3 separate regions of the Homo sapiens genome follow, and regions 2 and 3 are each linked to region 1. A link is a loop called in an ENCODE intact Hi-C map of the cell type or tissue named here. Cell type or tissue: heart left ventricle. All regions are shown on one strand.

Region 1 (8,000 bases):
TAGATATTAACCCAATTATATCAATAATCACTTTGAATATGAGTGGTCTTAAGCACAACAATTAAAAGACAGAGAATGTTAGAATGGATCAAGAAACAAGACTCAGTTACAGGTTGTCTATAAGAAACCTCCTTTAAATATAAAGACTCATATCAATTGAAAGTAAATGGATGGAGAAAGGTATACTATGCTAAAACTAATCAAAAGAAAGTGGAAGAAACTAGAACAATTTCAGACACAGAACACTTCACAGCAAGTAAAGTTATTAGGGATAAAGAGGAGCATTGCCGAATGATAAAGGGGTCAGTTCTCTAAGAAGACATAGCAATCCTTAATGTGTGTGCACCTAATAACACAGCATCAAAATACATGAAGCAAAAACTGATAGAACTGTGAGGAGAAATAGATGAGTCCACTAGTATAGTGGGAGAGTTCAACATCCCTCTATCAGAAATGGACAGATTCAGCAGGCAGAAAATCATTAAGAACATAATCAAATTCAAAAACATCATCTATAAACTGTAAATAATGGACAGCTATAAACTAGTTCATCCAGCAATAGCAGAATTCACTGTACATTCTTCTCAAGCTCACATGGAATATTCATCAAGATAGACCACATTCTAGACCACTTCATATACCTTAACAAATGTAAAAAAAAAGTAGAAATCGTAGTGTCTGCTCTCAGACCACAATGGAATTAAACTAGAAATTTATAATAGAAGGATAGCTGAAAAATCCCCCAATACTTGGAGATACAAATACAACATGTGTCTAAATAATACAAGGGTCAAAGCAGAAATCTCAGGAGAAATTAAAAAGTACTTTGAACTAAATGAAAATAACACAAGTTATCAAAAACTGTGCAGTGCAATAAAAGTAGTGCTAAGGGGGAAATTGATAGCATGGAGTGCATATATTAGAAAATAGGAAAGATTTAAAAGAAATCACCTAAGCTTTCATCTTCGGAAACTGGAAAAACAAGAGCGAACTAAATCTATACTGAACAGAAGAAGAGAAACAATAAAAATTAGAGCAGAAATCAATGAAATTGAAACAGAAAATTAACAGAGAAAAATCAATAAAACCAAAAGCTGGTTCTTTGAAAAGATCAATAAAATTAATAAGCCCATAGCCAGGCTAACTTAGAAAAAAGAGAGAGAGGAAGAACATAAATTAGTAATATCAGAGATGAAAGAGGGGACATCATTACAAAAGTCATGTACATTAAAAGGATAATAAAGGAATACTGTGAACAACTTTATGCTTACAAATTTGATAACCTAGCTAAAATAGACCAATTTCTTGAAAGACGCAATCTGCCAAAACTCACATAAGAAGTAATACACACTGAATAAGGGTATATCTATTCAACTGAAAATGAATCAATAATTAATAGCCTCCTAAAGCAGAAAGCATCAGGTCAAAATGGGTTCGCTGGTGAATTCTACCAAACGTTTAAGGAAAAAAGCACACCGATTTTCTACAACCTCTTTCAAAGATAGAAGCACAAGGAATACTTCCTAACTCATTCTATGAAGTCAACATCACCTTCATACCAAAACCAGGCAAACACATTGGAAGAAAATAAATCCGCAGTTCAATATATCTTGGCTGGGTGCAGTGGCTCACGCCTGTAATCCCAGCACTTTGGGAGGCCGAAGCGGGAGGATCACCTGAGGTCAGGAGTTCGAGACCAGCCTGGCCAATATGGCAAAACCCTGTCTCTACTAAAAATACAAAAATTAGCCGGGTGTGGTGGTGCATGCCTGTGATCCCAGCTACTACTCAGGAGGCTGAGACAGGAGAATCGCTTGAACCTGGGAGGCAGAGATTGCAGTGAGCCAAGATCACGTCACTGTACTCCAGAGAGACTCTGTCTCCAAAAAAAAAAAAAAAAAATCCACAGTTCAGTATCTCTCATGAACATAGATGCAAAAATTCTCAACAAAATGTTAACAAATTGAATCCATCAAAGTATAAAAAGAATTGTGTGCCACACCAAGGGGGATTTATCCCAGGAATGAAAGGCTGTTTCAACATTTGACAACTAATTAAGGCTATCCATCATATCAACAGGCTAAAGAACAAAATACAGATGATTACATCAATAGATGTAGAAAAAACCTTTGACAAAATCTAACACTTGCTCATGATAAAAGAAAAAGAAAAAGAAAAAAAAAACTCCTCAGTAAATGAGAAATAGAGGGGGAACTTCCTCAACTTGATAAAGAATATCTACAAAAAATATACAGATAACGTCATATTTAATGGTGAGAAATTAGAAGCTTTCTCATTAAGATCAGGAACAAGGCAAACACATACTCTCTCACCACAGCTTTTCAACATTATGCTAGAAATCCTAGCTAATGCAATGAGATAAGTAAAGAAAATGTATACTGACTGAGAAGGAAGAAATAAAACTATCTTGTTCACAAAAGACATGATTGTCTAAAAGAAAATCTGAAAGAATCAGGCCAGGTGTGGTAGCTCACGCCTGTAATCCCAGCACTTTGGGAGGCCGAGGCGGGTGGATCACAAGGTCAGGAGTTCAAGGCCAGCCTTACCAACATGGTGAAACCCCATCTCTACTAAAAATACAAAAATTAGCCAGGTGTGGTGGCGTGTGCCTGTAATCCCAGCTACTCAAGAGGCTGAGGCAGGAGAATTGCTTGAACCCAGGAGGCGGAGGTTGCAGTGAGCCGAGATCACACCACTGCACTCCAGCCTGGACGACAGAGCGAGACTCCATCTCAAAATAAAAAAAGAAAGAAAATCTGAAAAATCAAGAAAAAAAGCTCCTGGAACTAATAAACAATTATAACAAGGTTTCAGGATGCAAGGTTAATATACAAAAGTCAATCATTTTTCTGCATAGCAACAATGAACAAGTGGAATTTGATATTAAAAAGAAATTGTCATTTATATTAACAGTGCCTCAAAATAAAATACTTGGGTATAAATCTAACAAAACCTGTACATGGTCTATATAAGGAAGGCCATAAAACTGATGAAAGAAACCAATGAAAAACTAAATAAATAGAGAAATATTCCATGTTCATAGATAGAAAAACTCAGTATTAGTCAAGATATTAGTTCTTCACAACTTGATCTATAGATTCAATGCAATCAAAATCAAAATCCTAGTAAGATATTTTGTGGCTATCAATAATCTGATTCCAATGTTTATATGAAGAGTCAAAAGACAGTCAATAACCACCACAAGATTGAAAGAAAAGAACAAAATTGGAGGACTGACATCAAGACTTATGATATTACTATAACTACCCTAAAGCCACAGTGATAAAGACGGTGTGGTATTGGTGAAAAAACTGGCAGAGGATCAATAGGATAGAATAGAAAGCCCAGAAATAGACCTACATAAACACAATCAACTAATCTTTGAAAAGGGGGCAAAGGCAATACAATGGAGACAAGATAGGCTTTACAATAAGTGGTGCTGGAACAACTGAACATTCACATGCAGAGAAGTGAATCTCGACACAGACTTTCCACCCATCACAAAAATTAATTCAAAATACCCCACAGACCAAAATATCAAACTGTAAAACTAGAAGATAACATAGGAGAAAATCTAGATGCCCTTGGGTTTGTCAATGACTTTTTAGATATAATACCGAAACCACAATACATGAAAAAAAGAACTGATATGCTGGACTTCTTTAAAATTAAAGATTTCTGCTCTGCCAAAGACACTGTCAAGAAAATGAAAAGACAAGCTGCAGACTGAGAGAGAGAGAAGATATTTGTTAAAAACACACCTGACAAAGGACTGGTACCCAAAATATGCAAAGAACTCTTGAAACTCAACAATAAGAAGACAGAGAACCCAATTAAAAAATGGGCCAAAGAACTTAACAAATACCTCCCCAAAGAAGACATGTAATGGCAAATAAACACATAAAAAGATGCCCCACATCATATGTCATCAGAGAGATGCAAATTAAAACAACAATGAGATACCACTACACACCTATCAGAGTGGCCAAAATTCAGAACATTGAAAACACCAAATGCTGGTGAGGCTGTGAAGCGACAGGAACTCTCCTTTATTGCTGGTGGAAATGCAAAATGCTATAGACACTTTGGAAGACAGTAAGACAGTAAAAAGATCCATGCTTGCTAGGGGTTGGGAGGAAGAAGGAATGAACAGGTGGAGCACAGATGATTTTTAGGGCAGTAAAAATACTCTGTATGATTCTATAATGGTGGATACATGTCATTATACATTTGTTTAAACCCATAAAATGTACAATACCAAGCATAAACCCTAAGGTAAGCTTTGGACGCTGAGTGATAATGACTGATGGTGAGTGTCAATGTAGGTCCAGCAATGATAGCAAATGCACCACTCTGGTGGGGGATGTTGATAATGGCGGATGCCTTGCATATGGGGAGCAGAGGGTGTATGGGAAGTCTCAGAAACTTCCACTCAATTTTTCTGTGAACCTAAAACTGTCTAAAAAATAAAATCTACTTACAAAGTAATAACAATAATAACAGTAATTTATTTTGAACATGATATTATATATTTGACCCCTTACTTTTTTCTTTGGATATGTGTGTGTTGGGGGAATGACATCAAAGGCCTTTTAGTTTTTTTAAACTTGGTTTTTTCTTCCCTTCCATGAGGCTGACACAGGAAAATCTGACTTTGTACTCTGGCCATTATCAGAAAACTCTAGCATGGTTAGGGGAAACTGTGGCCTCTCTAAACTAATATGCTTATGTGTTACAGTGCATGTTAATTGGAAATCTGCAACTACCAAAAATGTCACTCAAACTGGCTTGAACGTTAAAGAAAATTTATTGATTTACAAACCTGAAAAGCCTAAAGATATCAGGCTTCAGTCAAGACTTGATTCAGCAACTCAAGGGCAGCAAAGACCCCGGAGGCTTTTCATTTCTCCTCTCTGCGTTACACAACATGTATTTTCTCCAAGTGGCCACAAGATGGCTGCAAGTAGCTTTCAGCGCTGCGATGTCCTTGCTCATATCCAAAGAGACGAGAATGTCCCTCAAGTAGCTTCTAAGGAAGAATGAAGTCGTTTTCTCCAGGATCCTCAAGGAAATGTGCCTTTGTCTTTGAGTAACACTAATTAGGTTCTATGTCCATCCCTGGCCACTCGTGGGGTGGGGTGGCCGTGTCGATAGCCTTAAGTCAGTCAAGCCCCATTCTTGGAACTGGGTGTGAAGTCAGCTTCCCTTCCAGCACAGGGGTTGTGTGAGGGAGGGGTGAACGCCCAGATGGAAATCAGGGTGCTGAGTCAGGAACTGGATGGCATTCGCTCCAGAGCCGCACATTTCCTCAGGAGAGAAGGCTCTTTCCTTTCCTTTCTCTGGTCTTGGAGCGGAAACGGCTTGGCGGCTCAGTTAGCACAGGATGAGACTCCAGGAAAGGACGCAGGGAGTGGGCTCATCTCCAGTCTAACCCCTAGTCTAGCTCACACGTGCCCCCACCCCTACCCCTCACAGTTCACCTGGATAGCAGACCAGGCTTGAGAGCAAGAGCCTATCTAGAAACAGGTGGAGTGCTCTGCTAGAACTCCTTGTCTATGGCTATTTTAGGAACCCCACCGAGTGGCAGCTGCAGGCAGCAGTTGAGCAGGTGGTGGCACAGGAACTGGGGGTTTAGCATGGTGGTCATCTTCTCACCACCAGCACCACTAACTAAGAAAGAGGCACCTGCAGACCGATATGTATACTCACCAGCTTTGTGATGATAACTACATCATTTAATGTTTCTGTTCTTTCTTTTCTTCATCTATAAAGTGGGGATCATGTGATAATAATAACCTCCTTGCCTATTTTGTGTTGAAAAAAGAGGAAATGTTTCTGTTCCCTGTCTCATCTTTTAATCTTGACCTATACAATTGGGAACTTCTACCCCGAGACTTCTGGCTTCCCTTTCTTCTCCCTTGCTAGTTCCTCCCAAAGGAAGAAGGATTTACAGATTGTGTTGGTCAGCCACTTATCACTGATAGAGCCACCCTTGATAGCAGGGTTACATCACAGGAAGCACTGAAGGCCAGCACTAATGCTTGGCATAGCCCCCTGCATCATCTTCCTTTCCCATTGCTGTAGGTAAGCAGACACATACATTTTTGAAATTGGTAAACTCAGCCAAAGATCCTTTCAAGATCTGCTCAGCTCTCTGGCCCCGAGAGTGCCCCTTCCAAATTTAGAAGGATTGGAGAGAGGAGCCTTCACTTTGACATGGGCTCACCACCTCCAGTTCAGCTTTTACCAGGCCTTTGCATTAGAATCTTGGGTTCTTCAACCCAAATATCCATCAATAATAGGCTGGATTAAGAAAATGTGGCACATACATATACACCATGGAATACTATGCAGCCATAAAAAATGATGAGTTCATGTCCTTTGTAGGGACTTGGATGAAGCTGGAAACCATCATTCTCAGCATTGATGACGGGGGGGAGGGATAGCATTAGGAGATATACCTAATGCTAAATGACGAGTTAATGGGTGCAGCATACCAACATGGCACATGTATACATATGTAACAAATCTGCATGTTGTGCACACGTACCCTAAAACTTAAAGTATAATAATAATAAAATTTAAAAAAAGAAAATGTGGCACATATACACCATGGAATACTATGCAGCCATAAAAAAGGATGAGTTCATGTCCTTTGTAGGGACATGGATGAAGCTGGAAACCATCATTCTGAGCAAACTATCACAAGGACAGAAAACCGAACACCGCATGTTCTCACTCATAGGTGGGAATTGAACAATGAGAACACTTGGATACAGGGTGGGGAACATCACACACTGGTGTCTGACATGGGGTGGGGGGAAGGGGGGAGGGATAGCATTAGGAGAAATACCTGATGTAAATGATGAGTTAATGGGCGAAGCACACCAACATGGCACATGTATACATATGTAACAAACCTGCACGTTGTGCACAGGTACCCTAGAACTTAAAGTATAATAATAATAATAATAAAAGAAAGTCATAACAAGAATTAAAAAAACTTGGGTTCTTGTCCTGCCATCTTTTAATAAAGTGAGAAATCCTTCTCAGCTGGCTACTGATCTTTGTATATGGGCTTCTTTGGCAGGAAACTGGGGGAGGACTTAGGAGTGGGGTGGGGAGAAGGTGGAAATACATGCCAAGGCCTATCTCACTCCCCTATACCCTGCTGGGTTGTGGAGGTGAAATTAAGTTGCATAGTTGAAAGTATTTTAGAAGTGAAACTGAGCACAGATGTCAGGCAGCACTAGCCTCAAGGTGGATGGCGTAAGGAGTGATGCCCTCTCCTAGGAAATGGCTGGTGCAGATGTCAGTTCTATAAGGAATATTCCCACTTCAGTTACTGGAACTTTGATTATTAGCCGGGAGATTTTTCTCCTCCCAGATGTGGCTTGAATAAAAGTGTGTCCTCACATAAGACATTGAGTGGGCACCACTCAGAAGCTGACTGATGTTATTGAGTAAAAGGGAGGGTGCCCAGTGCACTAGAAGCCAATACTGTGACACCAGGTTTTGGAGAAAAGAAAAGATTTATGTTGAAAGTGGACTCTCAAGGAGACAGGAGTCAAGTTCAAATCTGTTTCCCTGCACTGGCTTCCAAGCAGTATTTTTATTAGAAAAGGTTCAGGGGTTAGATTCTGAGACTATATAGGTAACTGGTGAAAGGAAACAGGAGGTCTGGGAAGGCCCTGCGCATGTCCAGTTGTTTCTTCCTGCTATCTCATGGGTCACATGTGTGAATTTGGGGGGAGTTAGTATGAAACATGTGGAAATTCGGGCTGGGACGCCAGCAAGCTTGTTCTGTGCAAACTCCAGTCAGCCATCTTAGTTTCCACCGATTCTAGCCAGGTTTTTCTTGATGTCAGCGTCAGAGTCTCAGCAAGTTGTTTCTTTTCTTACCTGCTGTCCTGCAAACAAGAATTTTTGTTAGTCGTTGGTTTCTTTAACTCTTTGGGACACAATTCCAATGTGCCCTA
Region 2 (8,000 bases), 1.9 Mb after region 1:
GGTTTTGAAATAACAGAAGAATTTTCCAGTGCTGGGTGGTTAGAAAGCTAGAGCCAGAGCAGCAGGAGCATGCAGGGTGGGGACTCTGAGGGACCTCACCACACACTGCACTTTAAGCGGCATGAGGCAAGGTCCAGATATGCTTCCTGTGCCCCCTCTCCCCAGCTGTATCAACCCAGCCAGGAGCCTAACTCAGATGCCCCCATGAAACCCTGTTGAATGAAGCAAGTGATGCATCCTAAGAGTGATGCATATAAAGATGGCACTGCACCCCCCTAGGGCAGCCAGGGGCACCGATGTGAGCACTAAGGACAAAGCAGGCGGTGGGATAGACCCTGCAGGCAGCTGCATTGAGGGGTGGACAACGGTGCCAGCCAGGGGCACAGGGAGCAAAGGGAAGGAGGAAGGAGAGGAGCCCCAGGGATGGGTGACCCAGGAGAGAGTCCTCAGCATGCAGTGGACTGGAAGAGAATGGATGGAAGGGCAATGTGGGTTTAGGGGAGAGAGAGGAAGGGAGGGTAATGAAATGTTAGCTGGAAGAGGTAGTTAGGAAGGTCATGATTGGTGATTTGTTCCATTTGACCAACACTTACTGGACACCTGTTATACGCTGGGCACTGTGCCGGGCAGTGGAACCCTGGAATGAATCAAATCCCTGCCCAAGGTAGGAAGTAGAGAGGGCTCTCCAAGCCACAGGGAAGAGGAGTAACTGACCCTGACAGTGACAGAGCCGGGAGGGCAGTGCTTTGATGGAGGCATGAGCTGTGGATGCAGGATGCATGTGCTGCTGGGGAGACGAGGAAGGGCACTGAAGATGTCAAGATGGGGCTTGGAGGCAGGGGTCAGCATGGTGTCCAGACACCTTCGGGCCACAAGAGACAGCAGCCTCTCCCTGCCAGAAGCCAGCCCTCCTTCAGTCTTCATTGAAACTTCCAGAGATGTGTCAGCTTCCTAAGACCTTTAAGCATTCTAGAGCCCTGGCAGGGCAGAGCCTGTGGCCAACCCTCTACACGGGCTTTCTTTGCCCTTCTTGGTTGAATTTCTCCTGGATCAGTGGATGCTGTCAATGTGATGTCCCCTCTCCAACACATCTGTGTGCATGAACACACTCACACACACACACACACACAGAAAGCACCACTGCAGCAAGCCAGAGAGGCAGAGCCATTTCTACCAAGGTCACACAGGGAGGAGCCATGGAAACCCCTTAGAGCCGACATCCCCAAAATGGGTGGCGAGGAGGGGGACCAGCCCTCAGGGTCACTGCCTTTGCTCAGACCCCCTAGTCTCCATGCCCTCTCCAAAAGGCACCTTCCTTTCCCCTGCCTTTCCCCAAATCAATCCCGACATCTCCTTAAATCGAAGTCAGCCACAATGAAAGGGTGGTGCGGAATTTTGTTTACCAATCCTGGCTTCTAATTAAAATTAGCTGATGGTTCTTCTACTTGGTTTTTGTTCTGACTATTTTTAAGCCAGAGCTGCTAGATCAGTGCAGCCACTAGTAAGCTGTCAAATCAAATTTTCAAAAGCAAATTGCTTTTATAATTAATTATTATTACCGCTCCCAGTTTTGTGTTGCCTTAATGAACACAATCAGGTTTCACCCTCTGCTTCTCCCCCACACGCACTCAGCACCCCCTCACTTTCCCAGACCCACCTCCCACCTCTCCAATCCAAGTTGGGCAAATGGAAAAGGAAAGAAGAAAAGCAGACACGTTCTGAGCCCCCTCCCCAACCCCCCCGTAGCCACCTCCTTGCTCACACCCTCACCTTCAGAGTGAGTAATTAAAGTTCTGCTGCCTGTTACGGAATAAATGGTACATGTTTTAATTACCCCTGAGCCTACCCAGGCATCCCCACACCCCCGCCCAAGTCTGTGAGTCTATGTGGTTTTGAGGGGGACAGTTGAGAGAGAGAAAGAGAGAGAGAGAGAGAGAGAGAAAGTGCTTCTGTGATGGTGACAGCGGTCTGTCACCCAGGGCCTGGCATTCACTGGGGAACTGTCAGTTACTAAGGAAACTAGGAGGGAGAAAGGAAGGGAGAGAGGCGGTTAGATCCAATTTTGGGTGACAAGTGTGAGGCATAAAGATTTTGGCCTCCTCTGTGCATCCCAGCCTAAGTGAAATCTCTGGGGGTGGGCAGGGGGTGGGCCAGGGAACAGGCAACACCAGGAGGCCACGCCCTTCTTAGGAACCTAAGGCAGGTCAGAGGGAGAGAGACGCTAAGGCAAGATCAGCACAGGACCAGGACGGTGACCAGAGCAGGGGTGTGTGTGTGTGTGTGTGTTCGCATGCACACAGCTGTTCACACCCATGTTTGTGTGTGCCTGCCTCTACATTCATCCTTTCTGTCTTTTGGGTATTTTCTGTTATTTTCCTTTCGTTTTCCTCCTTCCTCAGTTTGTAATGTATTTAATTTCCATCCTTCCCCCACTCTGATTTTTTTGGTTATTCTATTCTGTGTCTTCTTCCTTTCTCTTTCTGTCTCTTTTCTCTCTCTCTCTCCCTCCCTCCCTCTCTCTGTCTCCCACACACACACTCTTCTTCTCTGTCTTCCTCTCTTCCTCTGCATCCGTCTACTATCTTTTTCTCTGTCTGTTCCCAGACCACTCCCCTCCCCAGCATGGCGCTCTCTGTTTTCCCTCTTCTCTGTCTCTCCCAGTCTCTGGTCCAGACCTGTCCTGGTGGATCTGCAAGGGTGAGAGACCCTGGGGACCATCTGAGCCTTTGTACCCTAACCTGACTCCGCATCCAGGCCTGGCTTGATCCTCCTGACCCAAGAACACACAGAAGCCTGGGAGGAAGGGTCTGAGTGAGTGCTGACATGGAGCCTCAAAGTTGAGTTCTCGAAATCGGATGCCATTGGAATGGGTGGGACAGAGCGCACTGCACAAAAAAGTCATCAGTATTTCTGGAACAAGAGCAGAGAGCAGATCTCTCAACCAAGACAGAGTGGGGAGGACAGGGGGCAGGCTGGGAACCAGTGCACCAAGGAGGGCACACAGGCAGGTGAGGGAGACAGGGAGAAGGGCCCAGGGCTGACTTCTGGGGCTTTTGACTTTCACAAAGGGCACGAAGACATCACAGAAAGAAGCATGTGAGTCACCAGTTCTGACTCAGGCCCTGGCTGGCTAGTGACAGGACAGGGCATTCCAGATGTCACTCAGGAACCCCAAGAGGACTCCAGGCCTGGGGAGAGCTCCTGCTGCCTGAGACAAAGAAGCGCCCAGCAGAGGCAGGGACCTCCCACTTTCTTCCCCAGGACCTGAGGCCTTCACACTTGCTCCCAGGGAGCCCCGCGGGACGTGGCCAGCCTCACTTTCACTTGCCACCATGTCTGTCTTTCACCCCTCACTCTCATCTCTTCTCCTTGGCACTCTATTGACCAGGGCCTGGGTCTTTTCCTGTTCTGCTCCTGGGGAAGACAGGGCCCTGGGCTCGACTGTGGCCTGAGCCCTGGCTCCTGGGGCCCCTCGGGGACAGCCCAGGGTGCTGGAGGGACAGTGCCGCAGCCGTGCTCGTCAGGGGTGCGAGAGGATGACGCTCAGGCTGCCCTGCCGCCAGTGGGCCTCCCAAGCGGCCCTGCCCACAGCAGGGATAGTCTAGGTGGTGGGTGTGGAGCCGACACCACAATCAAGCGTTCACCATGCCTAAAACCAGGGCCAGCTGGGTGGGAGTCACCTTTCTGTGCAGAACCAGGGTCCTTGGGATGCCTCCAAAGATATCATCAGGCCCCTCTCGGTGTCCCCAGCCCTCCACCCAGTCCAGCCAACCGCGCACACACCAAACCCCGAGGAGGCAACTCAGCCCTCCCTCCTCCAGGGGGCGCACTCTGGCCCACACCGACAGCGGCCTGGAGGCACTTCTAGGAAATCAAGGTGCCCTTGGAGACAGAATCCCAGCAGGAGCCCCACGCCGAGTGGGAGAGACCTCCGCCCTGCTTCTGAAGCCGCAGGCGCTGGCCTCAATAATCCCCCAGCCGCGGGCCGATTTGGCATCCTCCGACCCCTGCGGCCACTGCCAGGTAAGTGCTCCTGCCAATGCATCAGTGTAGAGCAAGCCTGCCACCTGGTGGTGAGGCCACCCAACTACAGGCTGGGGCTCTTGAGGGCCATGCTGTCCCGCGCCGAGGGCCCCACACCCGGGTGCCCGCTGGCTCCCGCAGAGCAGACCCTGAAGGCGCGGAGCCCTGCCCAGGGCCCTTCTAGGCACTGCTGAGTTTGTGAGGGCAGAAAAGCAGAAGGTAGGGGTGGGTCGAGTTCAAGGGCTGAGGCAGAAGACCCCCGGGGAGGGCCTGATCCGAGGGATTTGGGAAAGAAGAGATTCGGTCTCCCAAGGGGCTCACACGCCCCTTCCCTGGGCATCTATCAGGAAGCAGCAGCTTGGGGCCATGGAGAGGCCTAAAGCCTGCATTCCACTCCTGGCCCCACCACCGGCCACAGTGGGGCTGTGCACACCGCTCCTACCGCAGGAGTAGGGCGGACTGACAGGAAGATGAGTCCCTGCGCCCGGAGCTCACCAGAGCCCGGATAAGCCGAAGTCGGCAAATGGATGGGACAGGCAAGTGTACTGGGGCAGGAAGGGCCTTTGGGATCTTCTCATTTAACAGAGGCTGCATCATGAGTTCCGTGGGACCCTTAGCACCTTCGTCTTCATGGGCCTCTTCCTCCACGCACACAAATTCATATTTAAATCCTATTTTATGGCCAAGCAAGGTGGCTCACGCCTGCAATCCCAGCACCCCAGCACTTTGGGAGGCAGAGGTGGGAGGATGGCTTGAGCCTGGGAGGCAGAGATTGCAGTGAGCCGAGATCATGCCACTGCACTCCAGCCTGGAAAACAGAGCAGAACTCTTATCTCTCTCTCTCTCTCTCTCTCTCTCTCTCTCTCTCTCTCTATATATATATATATATATATATATATATATTTATATATTTATATAATTTATACATTTATATAAATATATGTATATAATGACTGCTTTGGTATCAAGATGAATGTATTAATATTATATATTAAAAATATTTTCCTCAACCAAAAAGCGTATTCTTTCTCTTCTGACTTTAAAAGAAATTAAAACATTTTTGCATGCCTGCTGTGCTCATGGATAAGTGGGCCCTGAATCCCACCTCCTCCTGTTGCAGATGAGGAAACTGAAGCCCAGAGACAGGAAGAGACTGTTCAATGTCACACAGGGGCTGTGGCAGGGCTGGGGCCAGAACAAGTCTTCAGGCTTCCAGGCTAGGGCTCTTTCCATTACCCATTTAACCTTTTTCAAGAGGTGGAAAAATCCCTGCCACCTGCTGCTCAGGCCCAGGAAGAGCCCCCTCATCTAGCCCACCCATGCCCTGGAAACTCTGGCTGGGATCTGCTATTCCGCCCTCCCTGGTGGCAGCCTTCCCTCCCCCAGCCCTGGCCCTGCAGCCAAGTCACCACCACCACCGAAGCTCTTTGGCCTGCTGTCTTGTTAATTCCTAATTTCCAATTTGCAAGAAGAGAGAGCCTTAAACCTCCATCTCACCAGCCCAGCAATCACACAGATGATCCAAGTATCTCTGGACAGCCTTTAATTTATTTCCCAGTGCACGCGGGCACTGCTGAGAGACTTGATGGCACCAGCTTAAACATAATAAATTACTCAAGTACCAGAGATTAGTTAATAAAGCTCCAGGCTCCCTCCCAGCCCCTGCTGACTTGGTCTGTGACACCAAAGATTCCTTTGAAGATACCCAACTGGAGGGGTGGGGGGTTCTGAAGTGGGGGTCCCCAGGTCTGAGTCAGCTAGCCAGCCCTCCTCAGGACCCTTGAAGCCAGGCAGAAGTTGTGCCGGGGCTGGAGAGGCAGGGACCCCAGAAATCCACAGGGTGGACTCCAGCATTTTCTACTCCACATCTCAACATATCAGTGGAAGTCATAATCTAATGGTAAATCTGATCCTGGCATGAGCACAGCTTGGAAGACGAGGAGTCAGATGTGTGCCCAAGAATGAAGAAAGATGCTGGTTACTTTTGGAGCCAAGCAAAGGGAACAGAGATGCTTTTTCATGGAGACACAAAGGATCAGGATAGTCTCTAAGCATCTGAAGGCTGATCCCTGCCCCTCAGTCCTATGACCTTCCAGGTGTGTCTTCACAGGGCGTCATGTTGTCCACATACCATCCCCTCACCCCAGTGCCTTTGGCCCTGGCCTGACAACAGTCGCGCCTCACCCAGTCGCGCCTCACCCACACCTGCACAGTCCCCACCCTCCCCCATCAGAACTGTCTATAAAACTCACATCTAACCATATTGCTTTTCTGACTACAAATTCCTGATGTTCTGCTGTTGCCTGCCTAATAAAATGTGGTGCCAGAACCTGGACTTCGTCGTCTTCCTCTAGCGGTAATGAAAATAGGGAATTGGAAAAGATATTTGAAGGAAAGGGTGTAGCTTGCCTCCTGGGGAGCCTCAAAAGAGAAGATTCTCATCTGCTTGGATGGCTCAGCAGATTCCTGAGTGAGATGAAGAAATGGACAAGACAAACTCAGAATTCAGTCCTAGTCTGTGATACTGGAAAAACAGCCTTGGCAGGGGTCAAAGAAAGGCATAGAGAAAGGATGTCTGGAAAATGGTAGGAGTTGAGCGGTTCCCTGAGCTCCCCCAGGAACCCCATCCTCCCTAAGAACCTCAGCCGCTGGCCTCACACCAGTGCCCCAAGTCTAATGGTCTCAAGGAAGATAAACCCAATAGCTTTTGTTCTGACACCAAAGCCAGAGCTCCTGGCGCCCAGGCCCCTGACCACTCCTAGCCCCCACATACGCTGCTGAAACCAAAGTCAGACTTGTGAGCAGGGAGCTGGACTTCTTCCCCAGGCCTGTGTGGCACTGCAGTGCTCCTGAGACTAAGGAAACTGTGATCCACAGTCACCTTTGTTCCCAGGCGCTAGTATTATTCATTGTTATCAGCAATAAAGACCTCTTCAGTATCTCTAATTCTTTCCTTCCATAATGCTCAAAGTACTGCCTACACATGCTCTTGTTTATGCAGAGGGCCTCCCGTCACACAATAGATGGTTGCTGAATATGGTGTAAATTGAATCACATTATAAACACACTAGGGGAATCCTAACATGAATCCTTTCATAAAGTGAATAATTATCCCCTAATTTATCATTAGTGTAAGCCCAGGTTTTTATATAACCGGTTTTGATGTGAGCAAAACCCGCCTATGTGTGTGCGCGCACACACACACACACACATTCCTGACGAGCGAAAGCTGCAGTGTTCCATATAGTGCCAGGCACAAATCAGCCTTAATAAAAGTTTCTGAGAGCAACACTGCTGAACCGAAGCACCAAGGATTCTATAAGAGTGTTGTTTCCATTTCAGAAAAAAGGAAACTGAAGCCCAGAAAGGAGCAATGGTTTTGCTAGTGTCCTTCATCCCCATAGAGAAGATCATTTCAAGAATTTTATAAGAACTTTAGGCACTCTTTGGTCACAGGAGATGGCAGGGAAGTGGGGGAAATGGAGGGATGATTGGCTGGGGCATGGGGGTTGACTTGGGAGAGTGTTGGATGTCACATCAGTTCCTTCAGGCTCAGGGGTGGGTCCAGAGTAAGTGTGTGTGAAGAGGGAGTAGGTGGGATGCTATCATTTAAGTCTACCCTGACTTCTGCCTGATGGGGAGGTTTCAAGGTGGGGGCTTCTCTGAGCCCCTGTAGATAGGGTGCTGGGGTCCAGCAGCAGGCATTCGCCTCTGCCTCAGGGGATGCAGCCTCCCCCAATCTCCTTCTCCAGGCCTTCCCAACACTGCACTGTTTGGGCACCATCCTTCTTACCTGTTCCCTCCAGACACATCTAGAAGCCTCTAGAAGTGGCTGGGAGCTGTCCCTATGTGAATAGCCCTCCCCAGACCTCACCCGAGACACCATAGCTTGGGCAGGTCAGAGATCCAGGATCCCAAGTACACTACATAATTTTCTGCTCTCTAATCCCAATTCTCTGGGTCCTGGAAAGATGCCC
Region 3 (8,000 bases), 99 kb after region 1:
TCATTTCCATCTGAGATCTCCTAAGCCTGGCCTTCACTGTCCATATCACTATCGGCATTTTGGTCATAACAATTTAACCAGTCTCTAGGAAGTTCCAAACTTTCCCTCATCTTCCTGTCTTTTCTGAGCCCTCCATACTCTTCCAACCTCTGCCTGTTATCCAGTTCCAAAGCTGCTTCCACATTTTTAGGTTCCTTTATAGCAATGGTCCACTCTCGGTAGCAATTTTTTATATCAAGCCATTTGTGCACCGCTATAAAGAAATACCTGAGACTGGGTAATTTATAAAGAAAGGAGGTTTCATTGGCTCATGGTTCTGCAGGCTGTACAGGAAACATGATGGCATCTGCTTCTGGGGAGGCCTCAGGAAGCTTACAGTTATGGCAGAAGGCAAAGGGGGTAATGGCATGTCACATGGCCAGGGAAGGAGCAAGAAAGAGATAGCAAAGTGCCACACTTTTAAAAAGCCAGATCTTGCGAGAAGTCACTCACTGTTATGAGGACAGCACCAAGGCGATGGTGCTAAACTCTTAATGAGAAAATCCACACCCACGATCCAATCACCTCCCACCAGGCACCACCTCCAATACTGGGGATTACAATTCAACATGAGATTTGGGCAGGGACACAGGTCCAAACTATATCACCTGGATAATTCTTTTTTTTTAATTTTTAAGTTAATTTATTTATTTTAGAGATGAGATCTTGCTTTGTTGCTCAGGTTGGTCTCAAACTCCTGGTCTCAAGTGATCTTCCCACCTCAGCCTCCCAAAATTCTGGGATTACAGGTGTGAGCCACCATGCCTGGCTGAGAAGGACTTTTAAAGATACGATTTGGGATAACTCTAAAGAGGGACCAGGGAAGTGGGTGGTCACTTGTGGATTGATTATCACAGTGATCTTTGTTCAGAAGTTGGGAAGAACAAAACTGGTCTGGGAAAGTCACTGGTAAGAAGGGAGCAATAAAAAATAAAATTAGGGCTGGGAGCAGTGACTGATGCCTGTAATCCCAGAACTTTGGGAGGCTGAGATGGGTGGATTGCTTGAGCCCAGGAATTCGAGACAGCCAGAGCGACGTGGTAAAACCTCATCTCTACAAAAAATACAAAAATTAGCCCAGTGTGGTGGTCTGTGCCTATAGTCTCAGCTACTTGGGAGGCTGAGGTGGGAGCATCACTTGAGCGCCCCAGAAGATGGAGGTTGCAGTGAGCTGTGATCATGCCACTGAACTCCAGCCTGGGTGACAGAGTGAGACCCTGTCTCAAAAATAAAATAAAATATAAAAATAAAAATAAAAATTAAAAACCATGTAAATATTCACAATAGCCACAGGGTGGAAGCAACAAGAGTGTCCATTAATGGATTAATGTATACAAAATGTGATACATACATACAATGAAATATTATTCAGCTTGAAAAAGGAAGAACATTCTGACACATGCTACAACATGGATGAACTTTGAGGAGATGACAGTTTAAGTGAAATAAGCCAGATATGAAAAGACAAATACTGCATAAGTCTACTTGTAAGAGGTACGTAGAGTAGTCAAATTCTTAGAGACAAAAAGTAGAATCGTGGTTGCCAGGGGCTGGGAGTGGTGGTTGGGTGGAGACGGGGAGTTAATGTTTAATGGGATGGAGTTTCAGTTGGGAAGATGAAAAAGTTCTGGAGATAAATGGTGGTGATGGTTGCACAACAATGTGAATGTACTGAATGCCACCATGCTTTATACCAGTGGTCCCCAACATTTTTGGCACCAGGGACCGGTTTTATGAAAGATAATTACTCCATGGATGGGGGTGGGGGAGTAATGGTTTCAGGATGAAACTGTTCCACCTTAGATCATCAAGCATTAGTTAGATTCTCATAAGGAGCACGCAACCTAGATGCCTCGCATGCACAGTTCACAACACAGGGTTTGTGCTCCTATGAGAATCGAATGCCACTGCTGATCTTACTGGAGGCGGGGCTCAGGTGCTAATACTTGCTCCCCCGCCCCTTACCTCTGGCAGAACAGCCCCGTTCTTAACATGACACAGACTGGTACCAGTCTGCACCGATCTGCAGCCAAGGAGTTGGGGACCCCTACTTTATGTGGAAAATGGCTAAAATTGTAAATTTTTATATTATCTATATTTTATCACAATTTAAAAAATAAAAATTAAAAAATATGTAAAAAAGTAGTTATCTCTCAAAAGAGGGAAGGGTTTGTGTGTCCTTAGCCATGTCATGTTAGAAACATTATTCCAGTAGTAAAGTCGAAAAAAATGGTGTTCTTTAAAATTTTAAATACATAATACTTTAAGAAGATAATAAAAAGCCCAATTGATAAAGTTTTCTGTACTTCAGCTGGCTCTACTTTTTTTTTTTTTGAGACAGAGTCTTGCTCTGCTGTGCAGGCTGGAGTGCAGTGGCGTGATCCAGCTCACTGCAACCTCCGCCTCCTGGGTTCAAGCGATTCTCCTGCCTCAGCCTCCCGAGTAGCTGGGACTACAGGCATGCACCACCATGCCCAGTTTATTTTTGTATTTTTAGTAGAGACGGGGTTTCAGTATGTTGGCCAGGCTGATCTCGAACTCCTGACCTCGTGATGTGCCCGCCTCAGCCTCCCAAAGTTCTGGGATTATAGGTGTGAGTCACCGTGCCTGGCCTCAACTGACTCTACTTTCTATGAATTGAGTTTAAAGCTAAGAAAAAACTAAAGAAGAAATGCACACCATTTTTCATAAAGTAGGCCACAAATGAGTAAAAAGGTATAGTAAAACAATGCGACATCAGGCAATGCAGGTAAAATATATACGCATTGTGCACAGTAAGTCTTTATGTGTATAATCTGTGCATACCTTTTGATGGCCCTTCAAAGAGTTTCTCTAGGCCCTTGCAGGTGGTGGGTTGGGTACACAAAATCAGTAGAAGGTGAAATCCAGTACCCTACACTTTCCTTAAAGCTCCTATTAGGCAACAAAGTTTCTCTCTCATAAAACCAGGTAGGATGGACCACAAGCTCTGTAATGAGTAGCAATATGGCTTTCAGAAAAATACATAGAGGTTATAATTCAAAGCCGAGATTGATATTTGTGACAAAGCGGCACTCTGCCACAAATCTGTTACTGAATAGCCAAGATTTAAGAGACTCACAAAATTTGACACTCCAGGGCCTAAAGGTCCTGATGCTGGCCACCTGGACTCCTAGAAATGATAGACATTATAGCAGTCATTGCAGGAGATTAAAGACACCTGGATCAAAGCCCAAGAAGATGGCAGAGCAGGCAGAACTGTTTTAGTTCATTTTAAGTTAGTTTGCTGCATAGATTTGTTATAGGAGGACGAAATTTAACTTTGAGAACTTTTAAGAACAGAGTAGCAAGTTGTCATCATGCAGACACCTAATAGGTGAACTGAAATGCAGGCCGCATTTCATAAGAAATAAGGGATAATCCTTGGCCAAATTGTCAGAGGCATTTGAAGAGTAACCCTATCTTGAATAGGGGCTGGGTAAAATAACACCGAGACCTACTGGGCTGCATTCCTAGGAGGTTAGGTATTCTAAGTGCCAGGAAGGGATAGGAAGTCAGCATAAGATACGGGTCACAATAGACTTTGCTGACAAAACAGGGTGCTGTAAAGAAGCTGGCCAAATCCCACTAAAACCAAGATGACAAAGTGACCTCTAGTCATTTTCACTACTCATTATACAGTAATTACAATACATTAGCATGCTAAACGACACTCCTACCAGCGCCATGACAGTTCACAGATGCCATGGCAACCTTAGGAAGTTACCCTATATGATCTAAAAGCGGAGAACCCTCAGTTCCCGGTATTGTCCACCCCTTGTTTAGCATATAATCAAGAAATAAGTGTAAGTATACTCGGTCGCCCATGCCCCTGCTCTGCCTATGGAGTAGGCATTCTTTTATTTCTTTACTTTTAATAAACTTGCTTTCACTTTATGGACTCGCCCTGAATTCTTTCTTGCAGGAGGTCCAAGAACCCACTCTTTGGGTCTGGATCTGGACCGCTTTCCCATAAGAAAAAGAAGGAAGGTAACTAACTTTGACTGAACACCTGATACGTGCTAAATGATTTCTCAGACAAGATCTTATTTAAATATTTCTAAATGATTTGATGATAATGTTAATGGCCTTCTGGCCCCCAAAAGCACACTGCCTCTTGGTCCCAAATAAATGAGGAAAATATCCAGTTTGTGGAATAGAGGGGCAGGTAAGTAAAAAAAGAAAAAGAAATGCAAAGAAGGAAAGATATACATGAAAAAAATGTCATACAGAGATAATCAGCTCTTTTCCAACCAACCAAAGTAAGAGTTCTTTTTTAACTGCGCGGTTACAACTAACCAAAACTCAGGAAATAACTCCTGGAAGCAAACAAACTTAGCAGTGAAAAACAAGCGCGTCCAGTAACACCAGAAAAACACGTGGCGGGGGTGGGGCATCTGGTCGCAACCGCAGGTGAGACTCTAAGTCCCATCATTCCCTTCGGCAGCCAAGCCAGGCTGTTGAGGGCGAGCCGGCGCACCGTACGCTGGGACGTGTGGTTTCAGCTCGTGCGCCTCCCCGTGGGTTTGCGACGTTTAGCGACTATTGCGCCTGCGCCAGCGCCGGCTGCGAGACTGGGGCCGTGGCTGCTGGTCCCGGGTGATGCTAGGCGGCTCCCTGGGCTCCAGGCTGTTGCGGGGTGTAGGTGGGAGTCACGGACGGTTCGGGGCCCGAGGTGTCCGCGAAGGTGGCGCAGCCATGGCGGCAGGGGAGAGCATGGCTCAGCGGATGGTCTGGGTGGACCTGGAGGTGAGTGAGGTCGGCGGGGGGCTTGGGGAGGCGAGTGAGGTTTCGCTCGTGGAACCGAGGAGTCGAGCCCGTCCTGGGAGAGCGTTGGGGGTCTGGGTCTCAGGTGTGGCAGGTGAGCGCGGCCGGCCACGGGCGGTGCAGGGCAAGTCCGGAGGCAGGAGTCCTGCGGGTGTTGGGCGCCGTGCTGCGCTGTAGGGCTTCTTTCCACAAGGGAGGAGTCCTCCGTGTGGCTTCTTCTCCTCCCTACCCCTCCGCCCAGATGTGGACTTTTCCTAACGCTCTGGCGTCTCTGGGCTTGGGTCACTGGAGTGGGGGCGGGGGCAGCGGCTCTGTTCCCAGCTTCCCCCAACTAAATCCTTAAAGGACCCTAGGTTGTTAGGGCCAGACGGGACTCCGGAGATGACTCAGCCTTACCCCTCATTCCATAAGTGAGAACATTGAGGCCCACAGAAAGGATTCAACTCATTCAAGGTCGTGCTGTTAGTGAGAGTCTGAGTTGAGACCAGAACCCAGTTCCTATCCCTTCAGGCTTTCCATGCCCGAAACAAGGGCTCCTCCCACCGTTGAGCCTCAGTTTATATGAAGTGAGGATAATAACAGTAGTTTTTCCATTAGATTGTGAAGGTCCAGTGGTGTAATTAATGTGAAAACTTTGTAAACTCTGCAGAGACGTGGTGGTGGTAGTTATCCAACTCTTCCAAAACTGAGTGATGTCAGCACTCAGTTTTACTTACTTTGCATCTGTCCCGGAGTAGAATCTCAGTGCTTGACAAATAGCAGGCCCTTGGTAAATGTTTGTTGAATAAACGAGGACTCGTGTTTAGTACCTTCAGTAGTTGCCCGAGGAGCATTCTTTCTCTTCTGTTTCGGCTATGGATTACAAGCTGACTATGTTTGAGGGAATTCCTGTTAAATAAACTTGGGTAAAAGAGGCCAGAATGATGGCTTTGTGTGTGTTATATATTTATTTTTAATTGCAGATGACAGGATTGGACATTGAGAAGGACCAGATTATTGAGATGGCCTGTCTGATAACTGACTCTGATCTCAACATTTTGGCTGAAGTACGTGATGCCATGTAATACAGTCATACTTTTTAAAGGGCACTGGAAATATAACCATCATTTTTTCCAGCTTCTTTATTTAAAAAATAAGAAAGTTGAGGTCTATATGGGTTAAGGTAATGTGCTAGGTCATGGTAGGGGTGGTACTAGAACCAAAGTAATCCATCTCACAGCCTAGTGAAAATTAAAAATTAAACATTATTTTTTAATTAACCATGCCAGAAATTTACAGAAACATAAATTCTGTCGTTTACTGAGCGCTTACTGTATGCCAGCTACAGTTTCTGTGTGCTTTATATGTCTTTGTTCTTAGTTCTCACAGCAACTATAAGTTAGTTATTGTTATAATGCTCATTTGATGGATGAGGACACTTGAGCATAGAGATGTTGGGTAATTTGTCTGAGGTCCCAGTGGCTGTTTACTGGGGGAGCCAAGAGTTTAACTCAGGCTGTCTCAGTAAGGTGCTCCTAACAAGTAGGACAGCCAGCTGTCCTCCCATCAGATTTGGTGACTCGTGCCAATGTTTGCGTCTTTATATCATAACCTTGACTTTAACTTGACTCCATATTTACAATTCTGCCTTTTCAACTAGGACATGTGATTCTTCTAGATCAGTATTAAGATTTTAGAATTTCTGTTAGTGCACACCCGTAAAGTGTTCTGTTGTTGACAGATTGGGCATGATTAAGGTTTTTGCATGCTACTTCCAACTGAAACATTTAGCAAAACAAAACACACCTGCTGCATTTCAGCCACTCATGAAACATTTAATAAGGATGTGACACCATCTGGTAGGGGGTGAAATCCCTGACCCTGAATAATTCTGTTTTATACTGTCAGCAGTATTCAGAGCCAGAAACTCCAGAATAGGAACAAAGTAGGGATGTTTGTGGAAAAGAGAGTCTTGTTAAAATAAGTTCCTAGAGGGTAGCATTGATATGTTACTGGCACTGGATACATTTCGTAAATCTGCAGTTAACACTTTTGTTTGTTTTGCTGTGTAGGTAAAAGAGGTGAGGACGTATTTCTAGATTAATGACTGCGTTTGTGGAGTACCAGGCTTATCCTCCCCACATATCAACTGTAGGAGAATCATGAGACTTTGTACTTCTCATCATAACAACTTTTTTAACTTTGTATAAATAAAGCCCTGAGTTTTAGATTTGGTTGTTTTTTTCTGTTACTTGGGATTTATTGGAGATCAATAGTGAAGAGAAGTGTCTTTATTTTACCAGTCTAACTTACCCTTGGCCGAAGAAGAGTGTTTCCTTTAGACTGTTGATATAATGTGAAATACTGACAGTTTAATGGACCCGTAGGTTGATATGTACCCTGGAGGAAATTTGGGTATGTATTCACACAGCTGCAGATGAATGCAGCATTTGTAAATGGACTAAGTCAGATGAGGATAAAGATGTTAAAAAAAAAAAAAAAGCTTAGGGGCTATCAGTTCTGCAGTATGTTTTATTCTTTTATAAGAGTCTGAGAAAAATGTTTTATGCTGGTAGAAGAGCAGGCATCCTACTCTGAAAATTTTTCTGTAGGTGTGGTCCCTTGGCTTGCTAAATAGGGATCTAAAATAGTTTGTAGTAGTTTGATTTTTCCATCATTGTTAGTATTTTTTTTAATAGTATGAGTATTTTTTTTCATTTTCATAGGTTTGGGTTTTCTTTTTCCTTCGTGACTATCATAAAACATCTGTTATCCAAGCAAAATTTTTTGTTTCTTCGCAGAGATTACCAACACCAGTTTTCTTGTTTGGCTAAATCTCCTTTTTAGTAGTAGGATGTCAGGCGTATTTTAATTAAATTCTAGCCATTTCTTTCAGTGATTGTGAACTGTTTTTACCACCTTAGTAGTAATAATACCTTGGATTTATGGAATACTTTTCTATCAGAGAGTTCAAAGAGCTCATATCTATAATTTCTTTTATCCTGTTAACATTTCTATGAGGGAAGGGGTACAGTTTATTATTATCACTATCTTACAGAGGGAGAAGCTGAGGTGACTTGCTTTAATGCCGTAGCTACTGTTAACTGCCAGGACTTATCTGAGAGACTCATACTTGGATGTTCTATGAAATGGAGCTGAGAATTTGAGGGCTACTTTGTGTTTTGGATATCAACAAT

What was found. Hi-C counts contacts between places; a loop is a spot of excess contacts. Peaks named below come from ENCODE experiments on the same cell type or tissue, not always from the same donor. Only the 100,000 strongest peaks of a DNase experiment are listed, where the experiment ranks them.
Region 2: a loop joins it to region 1, with 9 times the contacts of the local background. A loop is called at or near these places in 5 of 110 quality-filtered maps.
Region 3: a loop joins it to region 1, with 2.1 times the contacts of the local background. A loop is called at or near these places in 41 of 110 quality-filtered maps.

The regions. Positions count from the first base shown.
Region 1 is chr11:114,335,434-114,343,433 of GRCh38, forward strand. No RefSeq gene overlaps it. Among named protein-coding and RNA genes, the nearest start is that of NNMT, 43 kb to the left of the region's middle. In heart left ventricle, a CTCF peak has its summit at 4,971 (motif pointing right); a DNase peak (open chromatin) is centred at 5,408; H3K4me3 peaks cover 457 bases; H3K27ac peaks cover 1,330 bases.
Region 2 is chr11:116,272,704-116,280,703 of GRCh38, forward strand. No RefSeq gene overlaps it. Among named protein-coding and RNA genes, the nearest start is that of LINC02151, 220 kb to the right of the region's middle. RefSeq lists an enhancer at 2,912-3,862. In heart left ventricle, a CTCF peak has its summit at 4,060 (motif pointing left); a DNase peak (open chromatin) is centred at 4,058; H3K4me3 peaks cover 306 bases; H3K27me3 peaks cover 1,314 bases.
Region 3 is chr11:114,434,870-114,442,869 of GRCh38, forward strand. It overlaps REXO2 (RNA exonuclease 2), which reads left to right and starts at 4,598. Exons shown (of 7, transcript NM_015523.4): 1 at 4,598-4,806; 2 at 5,787-5,870. The coding sequence starts at 4,660. In heart left ventricle, a CTCF peak has its summit at 4,560; a DNase peak (open chromatin) is centred at 4,572; H3K4me3 peaks cover 3,836 bases; H3K27ac peaks cover 1,614 bases.